Regions from separate parts of the Homo sapiens genome. Here region 2 is linked to region 1. The links are chromatin contacts, found by Hi-C or POLR2A ChIA-PET in ENCODE. All regions are on one chromosome and are shown on one strand. The core of a region is the stretch at or near the end of the contact, and the rest is flanking DNA. Distances in the headings are between cores, read along the strand shown.

Region 1 (6,638 bases), core at 634-3,133:
GTGGCGGGTGCCTGTAGTCCCAGTTACTTGGGAGGCTGAGGCAGGAGAATGGCGTGAACCCGGGAGGTGGAGCGTGCAGTGAGCCGAGATCGCGCCCCTGCACTCCAGCCTGGGCTGAACAGAGCGAGACTCCGTCTCAAAAAAAAAAAAAAAACTTCCCATGGCTCCATAAATCCCCTACTTTATTAATTCTAAACCCTTGCAGCGACTATAGAATACCCCCAAAATAAACATTGAAACTGCTGTTCGAAGACCTGGGTTCTAGCTCCTGCTCCCAGGCCTTTCTGGGTTCAAATTTTGGCCCTCCTTCTCTTACTATCTGTGTGATCATCCATAAATTTCCTAATCTCTCTTGGCCTTAACTTCCTCACCTCTAAAATAGGAATCATTATAGTACCGATTTCCCAGGGTTGCTCAATGATTGAGACAATGGCACTAAGAATCATGACTCACACAGTTAAGCACTCAACAAATGTAGGTAGTATTACTGCCATAATAATAGTTATTCAACTTTAAATGGTCTTTCCTCTTGGGTCTCAGCTTTCTTACTCAAGATTGACCACACACACACTTTAGACTAGTTCTTCCTCCCTTGCAAAACTACACACATCTAACACCCATCCGACGCCTGAAACCTCCCCTAGCAACCCGGAGTCCTGCTGGGGTTTTCCAGCTCCACCTCCTGAACAGCTGGGCTGTAGCACACAGGCTGGATCTACTCATACTTGCCTTCCTAGAGCTCAACTGAAGTCACTTCAGACAAGTGAAGTACCCACTCACCTCTGGAATCAGATCTTGGTAACGCCAACAGGTTAGCAGGTGATTTCATTTCAGTGTGTGTCTGGGTGGCTAGCATTCAAACGCAGCTCACACTGGGAGCTATTTCTAGTCCAATTTTGCTACTTGGTAACGTATTAATAGCATCAATTAAAACATTCCCAACGAATAGATCTTTAAAAGGACGGTTTCTGACTTCCCTAACAAGCAGAGGGCCGACCACCTGCCTGCGAAGTGCCCCTCCTGCCCTGTCTCCAGGCAGCATGCTGTGAGCGATGACAGAAACTGGACCCGCGCACAGAGAAGCTGCAGGCACGCCCTGCCCGGCCACCCAGCTGCCTGCCTGCTTCGCCCGGCCGCCGAGCCCCGGGGGAAAACCTAGAATGGGGATGCCGGTGCGCCCCGACACCTGGGCACGGCCGCGGGCCGGGGAGCCGCCCACACTTGGCTCCCCAAGAGTTAAACGCTGAGTAATTTTCCTGAGGAGCAAACAGTCGGAGCGGGGGCTCTGCCAATGGCCACAGTATTTTTATCCGACTTAACCGACACCGCGGCGCGACCTCGGCTGTCCCCAAGGGTATCCCCACGCGGCACGCTCCGGAGTCCCCGACCGGGACCCTCGCCGGCTCCCAGCGCGACATGGACGACAGCGCCGCCGCCGAGTCCCCCGCGCCCGGGCAGGAGGCAGAGACCTGGGGCCGCCCGAGGACTGCTAGGGGCCCCTCCGCCCGGGGTCCGCGCCCGGGCCTAAGCGGTAGGGGGTGTGCGCCCAAGTTGGCCCGCTTTGCTGCAAGAGTGGAAAGGGGTGGGAGCAGAAAGCGCCGGCCCCGCCCGGGGCGGGGAGCAACGCGGGGCTGCAGGGCCGCCTCGGGGCCCCGAACCACCGCCGCCCGGCCCACCGCGGCGCCGGGGAATGAATGGGGCTCCCCAGCTGGCAGCGGGCGCGCACTCACAGGCGACGTAGGCCAGCAAGGCGATGCCCAGCAGCAGCTTCATCCTCCTGCGGTTGACGGCAGACACGAGGCGCAGCAGCGCCTTGCTCACCATCCCCGGGAGCCGCGCGGGTCCAGGGCCCTACCGCGCGGGGGCCCGCCTGCTGCACAATGCGCGGCGGCGGCGGCGGCAGCGGCCCCGAGAGCCCCGCCTCCTGCCGCCGCGCGCCCCCGCCCCCGCGCGCCTGCTTCCTGCTGGCGGGATCACCGCGCAGGCGCGCCTCCACCCCCTTCCTCCGGCTCCGCCCCCGCCCCTCCGGCTTCTCTACCCGCAGGCGCAGTTGCCGCCTTTCTTGCCTTGGTTTTCGAAGAATGTGACCTGGAGGGCTGGTGGGCGGTGCGGCGCGCCGCGGCGCATGCGCGTTCCGGTCTGTTTTCCCTGAGTTAAAGCGCGCGGGTGCCAGCCGGGAGGTGCGGCTGGATTCGTTTCGCTGAGGTGCGTCCCCAACCCAAGGGCACGACTGCAGTGGCCAGTTTCCGAGCCCCGCCCGGAGGGGGGCACGCGGTGGGCATTCCGGTGTTGCAGTGAAACGAAACTTATTTGCTAAACTTGGCCGAGCCTTAGAAGTTGAATGCCTGCCTCAGAAAGTTGCCTCGTTCTCTGGGCTGTTTAGTTGGCTTTTTTTAGTTAGAATATCGGCAGCGAAAATGATAAATCCCCTAAACCTTGCCGAAGTAAAAACTGGCTGCGTTTTTTTTCCTTGGCTATGATCAACTGGGGTGCCTTTGTTTTAATAATAGTCTTTTATTATTATTTTAAAAAGCAGTGCTAAGTATATTAATTTAGGATAGACTTGGAAAAGAAAAGATGAAATTGCGCTGTCTCTGCCTAGAGAAAAACCCTGACCATGTTGTCGTGTGTGTTTCATTCAATCTTTTTGTTGAGTATATCTGTTTTATGAGTGCTGTACTGATTGCATAGGAGGTACCTGTGTTTAAAAAGCATTTACTGAATGATGATTACAAGCAAGGAGATGTATCAGAAGATCCACAGATAATCGGAAGCTTGTCATTGGATCTGGAGAGAGCTGGTCCCATGGAGGAAAAAAAGACAGGTACACACAGATGTGTGTGATGCCACATTAAGAGAGATCCCGGATTTGGGATCTGCAGGCTTCAAGAGGTCATCTTCAGCTATACGGAGAAGTTGAAGTCAGCAGCGGCTCTCCTACCTCTTGGAACCTCAGGCCATTTTGCAAAACTTAATAGATCACCCTCCTTTAGATTTATTAGAAACCTCCAAGAAAAGGAAATATGGCAGCTGGTACTAAAGCAGCAGCTTTATGTTACATCTTTCAAACTATAGTGCAAATGATGTGATTCTGATAAAACCTACCTCCATCCTACCCCTCCCCTAAACCTGTTGAGAATCCCTGACTAGGAGGAAACACTGAGCGGTTTGCTAAGGCGGATTGCCCCTGCTATGCATGCTGCCCATAGATGGAGTGGACTTCTTTCGAGAAGCCCAGCTCCCTGACTCTGACGTGTCCAAGGAGGCTGCCAAGTGACAAAACACCTGGCATGGGAGCCTGAGTCCTGGGTTCCCAGAGGGGCCAGGCCCCCAGAGCACACCAGTTTGGAACAAATCGATTTTGTTTGTAAGTCTGCATTTCCTCGTGGCTTTCTGGCTATGGTTTTTGAAAAGAGAACTAGAGCAAGTGGAGCTCTAGGCCTTTCCCATTCCATGACTCCGTGGTTTTTAGATTAAAGATGAGGAGCAGAAATGGAAGAAAATAATAGTTCATTAACATTTGACCTATGGGCAAAATCAGACTGAAGCTTCTAGGCGGATTTCAAGCATTTTAGGTTTTAGGTAGGGTTTAGTTGATAGGTATCCTATTAGACGACAAAGGTCAGAAATTGTGGGGTATTTGCCATTTCTGTACTAAACTCCTTAAGCCCAGCATTCCCAGTTAGCATTTTTTTCTGCTGCTGGACACTACTGCCAACTTCTGCCCTGTGGGATTAAGTATATGGAAATACCGTTAGCAGCTGCAGTTGAAATAGCTGCTGCTGTCATTATTGCCACCCAGAAGGCGGTTGGTGTCCCAGGACACTGGTGTCTTGCTCAGCCGCAGCCAGAATTAAAAAGTAAGCAATAGTAAGTGTGCACCCAGTGGAGGTAAGAAGGCCTGAGGGAGGGAGATGCCAAAGAGACCCTCCAAGCTCCTCCGGGGATCTTGGGCGTAGGCAGCACCATTTCCCTGTGCTCCTTGCCTCTCTTGTTTCTTCCCAGACCCCCTTGTTTCTTCCCAGCCCATCCCCACTTCCCCCGCAGGTTCTGGGCTCATCCCTCCCTGCTCCCTCCCCTTACTGTCAACCCCCTCATATTTCCAGTGGATAGGTTAACAACAATATTTTTGAGCGATTACATATTTTTGAACAAGTTACAAAGGTAGTGTTTTTGACACTCAGGGTAATTAAAAAATGAATTGTAATATGACTTCTAAAGTGTTTAAAGCCTAAGGAGTGGAGAAAATTAACATTTATAAACCTCTACAATGTGCCAGGGACTGTTATGCAATGCACTTTCATTGTTACCTCATTGATATGGTTTGGCTCTATGTCCCCACCCAAATTGTAATCCCCACATGTCAAGGGAAGGACCTGATGAGAGGTGATTGGATCATGGAGGTGGTTTTCCCTATGCTGTTCTCATGATGGTAAGGGAGTTCTCATGACAGCCAATGGCATTTTTTTTTTTGAGACGGGGTCTCACTCTGTTGCCCAGGCTGGAGTGCAATGGCACAATCTCAGCTTACTGCAACCTCTGCCTCCCGGGTTCAAGTGATCATCCTGCCTCAGCCTCCCAAGTAGCTGGGATTACAGGCGCCCGCCACCACGCCTGGCTAATTTTTGTATTTTTAGTAGAGATGGGGTTTCACCATGTTGGTCAGGCTGGTCTTGAACTCCTGACCTCAGGTAATCCACCCGCCTTGGCCTCCCAATGTGCTGGGATTACAGGTGTGAGCCACCACACCCGGCCGGTTTTAAAAGTGTTTGGAAGTTTCTCCTTCACGGCATTTCTCTCCTCTCCCCTGCCGCCATATGAGGAAGGTCCTTGCTTCCCCTTCACCCTCTGCCATGATTGTAAGTTTCCTGAGGCCTCCCCAGCCATGCGGAACTGTGAGTCCATTAAACCTCTTTCCTTTATAAATTAGCTAGTCTCCAGCAGTTCTTTATAGCAGTGTGAAAACTACTAACACACTCATTTAATTCTTGCAACAGCCCTGTGGGGCAGGGTTGCCATTGTTGCTGCTCTTTAAAAAAAAAAAAAAAAAAAAAAATTTTAAATTAATTTTTAAATCAACAAAAATTGTATATATTTATGATGTATCATATGAGGTTTTAATATATGTATAGATGGTGGAATAGCTAAAACTAGTTTGCTTCCACCTTTTGGGTATTGTGAATAATGCTGCTGTGAACACAGGTGTACAAATATCTCTTTAAGACCCCACTTTCAGTTCTTTTGGGTACATTACCCAGAAGTGGAATTTTTGGCTCATAAGGTAGTTGTGTGTTTAATTTTTTTGGGAACTTCTATACGGTCTTCCTTAAGGGCTGTACTGATTTACATTGCTGCTGTCATTAATAGATGAGGAAACTGAGGCTCTGAACATTTGATAAGTGTCCCAACACTTGGTAGGTGGCAGGGTTACCAGTTACTTGGCTTGGTAAGTAACAGGGTTACCAGTCACAGAGCTGGGAGTGTAGGGCTGGAATTTTAAGCCATGATTTTCCCTGTGTGAGGATGCTTTTCTGGAGTTGAGTGCAGACTTGCACAGAAATGACTATCACTCATAGCAAAATGTGGTGAGTGGTCACTGTGGGACAGGGTCGCATGAATGGCTAAGGAATTTCACAACAGGAAGGTATGCTTCCAGGTCATGGACTGTGGTTTGCCATGCCGGGACCAGCTGACAGGCTCACAAGAGCTGACAGTTAGCAACTGTTCCTCTGGGATTATTTGCACCATGGAAATAACGCAATTGCTACATACCAGGGATTCTTTTTTTTTTTTTTTCTTTTAACTAGCATACTTCTGCTTGCAGATGAGAACAGTGAGAGAGAGAAAGCTTTGCAGAGCAGGACCTACGTGAGCTGAATTTGAAAGGATGTAGTATAGGATTTGGACTCATACATCTTGGGCAGGGGCATCCCTAAGGAAATAGCAAAGGCAAGGATGCTGGGGAGTGAAAGGTTGCCATAGGAAATAGTGGGGATCTCTGGCAGGAGGAGCAGAGAACAAGAAACGAAGGTATATTGGCCAGGCGTGGTGGCTCACACCTGCAATCCCAACACTTTGGGAGGCTGAGGCAGGTGGATCATCTGAGGTCAGGAGTTCGAGACCAGCCTGGCCAACATGGTGAAACCCCATCTCTACTAAAAATACAAAAATTAGCTGGGCATGGTGGTGGGCACCTGTAATCCCAGTTGCTAGGGAGGCTGAGGCAGGAGAATCACTTGAATCTGGGAGGCAGAGGTTGCAGTGAGCCGAGATCGCATCACTGCACTCCAGCCATGTTGGTAGAGTGAGACTCCATCACAAAAAAAAAAAAAAAAAAAAAAAAAAGAAGTGAAGGTGTAAATAATGTTGGAAAGGAAGGCCATAAGGGTTAGTATAAACTAGGCATCAATCACACCCTCATCAAGGGTTACTTTCTTTCCTGGCTACTCACTAGCAGTGTCAGCCTCCATCTTCATCTTTGCACTCTACTCTGAACACTGCTGGGCCTAGCTTGTGTCACTGCATCTTCCAGGCTTCGCATTATGCTCTGCCAAGAAAGGGCCCCGGAGGAAGATCAATGGGGAGAGGAGAGATGCTTCTGTGTCAGTTCTTCTAGCGTGGCCATGGCTAGTGGCTGC
Region 2 (6,974 bases), core at 4,249-6,748, 1.2 Mb before region 1:
CTTTATACTATATAGACCATTCTTCCATCTATCCATTCATTGATTCATTCATTCAACGAATATGTATAGTTTGCTAAGTACTGGGTCTGTATCCAGTTATAAGAAGAAATAAAGCCACCGATTCCTGACTGGAAGAGCTCCAATCATTTTTGGGAAAAGGACAAGTCAGTAACTGCCTGGAACCCAGGGAGCATTTGAACAAAGGGCTGACAGAGGAGGAAGCAACTGATTCTGCTCGGTTGGGGATGGGGCTGGTGGGGTCAGCAAAGGCTCACATGGAGCCTGGTTGAGACAGTGTGTCAACATTGGAGTGATGCCATTTGAATTGGGTTATGAAAGATGATTGGGATCTTACCAGTCAAAGAAAGGGAAGAAGAACACTAAAGACAACAGGAATAGCATGAGTGAAGGTGTAAAAATATGCTTCACCAACCCACCCCTAGTCCTTTGCTTCCCTAACAGCCTCCAAACATTGGGGCCCTTGGGCCTTGGTCCTGGGTTCCTGTCTGCCTTGCATCACATGTTCTCATTAGTGAACACATCTGATCTTGTGCATTAAGTCTCTGTGCAGGCACCTCCAGAATGCTCCTCTGTGTTCCAGGCTCATATATGCAACTGTTGAGCTGGCATTTCCACTTGGATGTCTATAGGCATCTGAAGATGATCCTCTCAATAAGGGGCCACACAGTTCTGAAGAAATTTGAGTCTTCTTTTGTTCTTCCCTCAATTTACCCGTGGGTCCTGTTGGCAATACTGCCAAAATATGCCTCAAATCCATTCATTTTCCCCACTTTCATTGGCACTCCTCATGTCTAAGCCATCTTCCTATCTTGTCTGGACTACTGGATGAGTATGAAGACTGATGTCGCCAGTTCTGTTTTGTTCTCCATACAGTATGCAGGCTGAAGGTTTTAAAGCATAACTATTTTACTCTCCATCTTAAAACCCTTTAATGACTTCCTATTGTCCTTAAAATACCCCTCAAGCTGGCTTGAGAGGGCTGCAGGATCTCACTCCATCCACCTCTGTCAGGTACCTAGAACCAGGTGCTGCATCTCCTCCTCCAGAGGTCTATCTGGCTGCCTCCTCCTCACCCCTCATGTTTTAACTGTAATGTTTCATCCTCAGAAAGGTTTGACTACGTTGCCTAAAATACTGCCCTGTCCACTGACTGTCCATGATACCTCCTTGTTGATTCCTTTCTAGAACTTATAAGTATCACATGGATTTTTAGCTTAAAACATATGTGTCCCCCTCACTGAAATGTAAGCTCCCCAAGGGTGGGAACCCTAACTGCCTAGTGCTCCATCATATTCCTAGGGACTGGATCAGTGCCTGGCACAAGGCAGGTTGTACATAACTAGGTGTTGGTGAGAAAATGAATAAAATGATGGTTTTCCCTCTCTTGGCTAGCCCTAGATCCTCACCACTGAATCCTTACCCCCTTCCAGGAGCACCGTCCTGTAACTTCAATCCTGCACCAGGTTCCACGCAAACTGACTGAGGCACAAACTGGTTCCTTTCAAGATTCAGATGTGGGACAAACATCACAACATTTGGAGCTCAAAACTCCTCCATTTGCTGCAAATTTAGAAAAGATCTAATGACCATGGGACTGTCTCCTAGATTTTTTTGAATCTAAATTGAAACTTGTCTCCATTTTTCTGCTCTCCAAATCCCCTCTTTCCCATGGACAAGAGTTCATGATGGCTCAGGGCAGTACTGACCTACTGCCCTGGCTTATATTTCTGACAGGTTGGATCAAAGTGCTTTCAATAAGAGAAAAAGAAGGATGAACAAACTGGTGAGTTACCTGCCAACTGAGGAAGGCCACAGCCTGACTCCAGCTCTCACCTGACCCAGCTCAGTAGAAAAGGAAGGCAAAAATAAAGATAAAACATGAGTGAGCAGATAGGACAGGATAACAAATGTTAATATTATTTGCTCCCCTAGCAACACTATGAGTAGCCTTCTGCTGGTTCCATTTCTACTTCCAAATTTTTAAAAATTATTTTTAATTTTCAAAATGATTTGAATAGACTTGAGAAGAGGGAGATAGCTGTTTAGGTAATGTGTCATTCAATACTATGTTCAGTCCAACCATTAGTTGATATTCTACTTTCTCAATTCATGTTCATCACAATCTGTTGACTGTATGTGTGCACAGTATAGTTTATGGTGGTTCATCCTTTTTTTTTTTTTTGAGACAGAGTCTTGCTCTTTAGCCCAGGCTGGAGTGAAGTGGCATGATCTCAGCTCACTGCAACCTCCAACCCCCAGGTTCAAGCAATTCTCCTGCCTCAGCCTCCCAAGTAGCTGGGATTACAGGTGCCTGCCACCATGCCCGGCTAATTTTTTGTATTTTTTTAAGTAGAGATGGGGTTTCGCCATGTCAGCCAGGCTGGTCTTGAACTCCTTACCTCAGGTGATCCACCTGCCTCGGCCTCCCAGAGTGCTAGGATTACAGGCAGGGGGAGCCACCACACCCGGCCTAGTGGTTCATCCTTCACTGGGTATTATTATATGCTGTGTAATAAGCATACCAGGCACAAGGGAAATAAGGATGAATTTGACACCCTATCTGTTTCTAAGGAAGTTCAAAACGCAGGCAAACATGTAAATGATTAATTAAAACAGTATGGTGCCTGCAATGGTAGGAATGTGTGCAAGGAAGAAAAAGGGTGAGTGTATTTTGCACATGAGAGAATTATAAGTAATTTTTGGCCAGAGATCGGACTGAAACACTTTGTAACGTGGTCTCTGAATTCTTTGAGACTTCTCCCATCAAGAGAGCATGTCTGAGTCCCCTGTCCTTGAGCCTGGATCTTGTGACTGATTGACTGATAGAATAAGACAGAAGTGATGCCATGTTGGTTTCTAAGCCTGGGAAGGCCCAAGAAACTGCCAACTTCCAATTCCTGCTTCTTAGGTCACTTGCTCTTGGAAGCCACCACATGCTTGGCGGAAGCCCAAAGTAGCCCACCTGGGGTGAACACACGGTGAAGCTGAGACATCGTGAAGACAGGGATGTGGCCGGTCTCCACCTGCTCCAGCTCCTCACTGTTCCAGCTTCAACCACTGTCTGACTGGGTCCCACCAGGAAGTTCTTCTGCTGGTCTCACTGGGGTGTCTCCTACAAATGCACTTAGTGGATGGCTGGGCTGGAGTCATGTGAAGGCTGGACTGCAACAGAGGGACGGCTGGCTTCTCTCCATCTCCATGCAGCCTCTGTGCCTTCCACGTGGCTACCCCTGCCTTCCTCACAGCATGGAGGTATCAGGGTAATTGGGCTTTTCTCACGATAGCTGGCTTCTCCAAAGTGGAAGTTGCAAAGAACAGGACAGAAGCTGCGAAGTCCCATGCCCTAGACTTGAAAGCCTCTCTGCCAGCCCAGATTCAATGCTGAGGGCACTATTCAAGGGAGTGGCTACCAGAAGACATGGCTCAATGAAAGGGGCATCTTGGAAGACTAAGTGGCAGCTAAGCTATTATCCTGTAGATAATGAGGAGTCATTGAGGCTTTTAAGTAGGAGATGGATTTGATTTCAGTTTTGTTTCAATCATTCTGGGACTAAGTGAACTAGACTGGGAAGGGAATGACCCATTTCCTTTCTGGGCGACACCAAAGATATCTGGGGAGGCTTGGAGACCTCTCAAATGCCTAGAGGGGTTACAGAGCCCACATCTCTGTGGTCCCAAAGCAGTGAGTCTCCATCCATATAGATAGAACAGCAAGTGCTACATCAAGAGAGAAGCTTCACATGATTTAAATTCTCTCGGCCACACTCCAACATAACTCCCTAATGTCCCAGAGGAAGCAAAGAAATGGCAAACTATTCAAAACAGAGTCGGGGCCTGGCGCGGCGGCTCACGCCTGTAATCCCAGCACTCTGGGAGGCCAAGGCGGACGGATCACGAGGTCAGGAGATTGAGACCACCCTGGCTAACACGGTGAAACCCCGTCTCTACTAAAAAAATACAAAAAATTAGCCACGCGTGGTGGCGTGGTCCTGTAGTCCCAGCTACTCGGGAGGCTGAGGCAGGAGAATGGCGTGAACTGGGGAGGCGGAGCTTGCAGGGAGCCAAGATCGCGCCACTGCACTCAGCCTGGAAGACAGAGCAAGACTCTGTCTCAAAAACAACAACAACAACAACAACAACAAAAACAAAACAAAACAGGGTCGGTAGAACGTGAAAGCAGCTACATAAATTGTACACCATGTGTCTTGGCTCTATTTGTTCCATGACAGTGTGGACGTGGTAATGAGGGGAAGTGGAAGGTTGGTGGAGGTGGCACTAAACTAGAAACTAAAAGCAAGAAACAATTGTGACTCCTATCCCATGACAGGAGTCTGCACCTCATTTTCACACCAACCTGGCAGGTTTTGCTTTTGAGGAGTAGTCAGCCCAACTGGGACTTAGGGGTACTTAGGAGTACTTAGCCCAACTGGGACTTAGGGGTAGTTTGGAGTACTTAGCCCAACTGGGACTTAGGGGTACTTAGGAGTACTTAGCCCAACTGGGACTTAAGAGAGCAGACATTGGTGGGAGTGGAAAGGCTGCCCACATCATCACACACCTGTTGGATACCAAGCCCTGGCTCACTTCATTGCAAATATTATTTTGTTTAATTCTCAAAAGAGCTATCCAGGGCAGGAATTATCGTTGTGTTTTTTGAGATGAGGAAGCTGGAACATAACTCCCCCAGATCACCCGCCTTACAGGAACAGAAACGCTGGCTTCTGACCCCACAGGCATGCTATCTCCTACATGGTTTTGTTATAAGCTCCTTTTCAGCATTTTGTTGTCAGAGTGTTTGCAAATGAAGAATAAAAGGACTTTACAGCTGAGGGTAGTTCCCTGACTACCATACTGTCACCCTGGCCACAAGAAGTCTAATGACAGCTTTGAGCTACAGGCATGCAAGCTCAGAACTTAAAATTCTTTTATTTTATCAGCTCTCTTTAGGGAAAGAAATCCTTCTAATCTCCTATAAAGAATTCTCAGTGGACATCAGCTGGAAAAACTGGCAAATGCTACTTTTATGGCTTCGATTTCTCTTGTTTCTCCAAATGTCTCTATTGCATGGGCTTTTGCATAAAACAATGTTTGGCAGGACCAGAGGTTTTCAGCAGTATCAATTGCACTAGGCTATAGTGGGTCTTCATCACCGTGAAACTGGGGCATTTACAGCCCAGCAACACTAAGTCTTGTTTAATGCAGCTCAGAATTCTCAGAGAGGCTGGAAAGTCACACAGGTGTCAGTCATTCATAGTGGCTTCATGGTACCTCGTATATCATTTAGTGTCCAGCCAAGATACTGAAGCCACACCAGCTATTTTAACAGAGACCTTTTAGCATAAAGACCCGTTAACTAGAAATTGAGGAACTGAAAAGGCAAAAAGGGAACACTAAGATATCACAGAGGTAGCAGGAAGCAGCTGCCTCCCCTACGACTAGAGGTAGAGATTATTAAAGCTTAGAAGCTTGAAGAAGAGGCCCCACAGTGCTGGGATGCAGACTTCTGAGGAGGGACACCAGCTGGCTGGTGCAGGCATCTCTCACAGGGTGAGATGAAGCTGGTTCTGAGTGCTGGAAAAGCTGCAAACTAGGTCCGGCTGTTACTACTGCAATGAACTGCTGCTGTCTGCATGAAGAGATGAGGCTGGAGTGACACTGCAGGAACAGGAAGCAAACTGGAAGGAAACAGGAAGGAGCCAGGTCCCCCTTTCCACCTCCAAAGCACAACTTCCCTCTAGCACCGCCTATTGGCAGAGTTGATCAGAGAAGCCACTGGAAAGGTAAAGTGTGGTTTGCAGAGTCCCAGCCCCAGCAACACAAAACCACACAGAAGTGGGTTTGAAGTTGACAGACAATCGCCTAATAACTGGCATCTTTAGCAAGATTTTAAAAATAAATTTGACACCAAAAACAAAAAAAAAATTATAGCAGTAAAAGACACTCATGTGGGAAAATGTTTTGAATTTAACCACTTGCTTTTTATATTAAGCCATTGCTTTGGTATTGGGAGAAGGAAAAGTGTTACATTATTATTGGAAACCCTGAATTCAAGTAATGCAAATCTGTCTTCGAGTTCATTTAACAAAGTGACATTTAAATTACTAAGAAGAATGGAATAAACTCTATGTTATTTGCACTCTCCCAATACACTGGGATGAAATTGTCCTGGGATCAGCAACTGATTAAGCTGATTATATACTTCATACATGGAGGATGTGGTTTTCAACCGGCCACAATCAAAATACAATTTACTTCTGTTAGTATAATAATGTAGATGCTATAAAAGGCATCTCTCGGTAAGTGTTTTTCATGTACATTTCTGCTACTATTAGCAGGGTATTTTCACAGCCTCGCTCTATCTTCTCCTTCCTTTTAACTCCAAACTCTAACCGTAGAATTTTTCAGACTTCTCAGAATAGATACAGCAAGGGAACCCTGACACATGGTGAGGAGGAAGGGGGCCACACTGGGGGCTGCTGGGAAAATAGGCATACATATGCTGGCATGGAAAATGGCACTCAAAGATGGGTGGCTCATGAAAAGGTGTAAGGCAAAAGGTAAGCCAGGCTAACAGAGCAGTTGGAAGCAGTGCCAATAGAAAGGGATCTACCAACAAAATAAAAGGCATTGTCTGTGTGCACCTGTTCTGAAAAGAAATAATCATGAGGGCAATGGTTCCCATGAACAATGGCTTATCCAAAAGGAAGGAGCTTATTTCCTTACTCACTATTTGGATGACCAGACTGATGCCTGGTGTCTCTCCTCTAATTAGCATGCTAGCAATGAATGTACTGCATACCTCCTCAGCCAAATTCTGTAGAGGAGATGCTGCAGGAACTTATGAAGTTCCTGACTCACTTCTATTCTGACTCACTTCTAGTTGGTCATGCCTAAACATATGTGTAGCCCTAAGCCTTCTCTCCATTTCTACAGCAACACCTCCATCCATGCTG

The links. A loop is a pair of places that touch in the nucleus more often than their neighbours do. ChIA-PET counts read pairs that join two places held with the same protein, here RNA polymerase II (POLR2A). Pooled maps may share reads with other maps.
Region 2: a pooled map shows a loop between it and region 1 (6-fold over the local background). The contact joins the enhancer-like site here to the promoter of UXS1 in region 1. A Hi-C loop is called at or near these places in 1 of 37 single-sample maps with no recorded cell type and 2 of 50 pooled maps. POLR2A ChIA-PET finds 5 or more read pairs at or near these places in 1 of 52 experiments (OCI-LY7).

Annotation. Positions count from the first base shown.
Region 1 is chr2:106,192,418-106,199,055 of GRCh38, forward strand. It overlaps UXS1 (UDP-glucuronate decarboxylase 1), which reads right to left and starts at 1,884. Exons shown (of 15, transcript NM_001253875.2): 1 at 1,731-1,884. The coding sequence starts at 1,824. RefSeq lists an enhancer at 977-1,026 and a silencer at 1,357-1,966.
Region 2 is chr2:104,971,279-104,978,252 of GRCh38, forward strand. The region is part of intron 1 of MRPS9-AS2 (MRPS9 antisense RNA 2); the gene reads right to left. Among named protein-coding and RNA genes, the nearest start is that of MRPS9, 63 kb to the right of the region's middle. RefSeq lists an enhancer at 5,593-5,887. Within about 2 kb of position 5,499, at least 3 of the 41 ENCODE cell types and tissues checked have a DNase peak (open chromatin) inside an H3K27ac peak, as active enhancers do; they include OCI-LY7, where a contact is called at or near this core.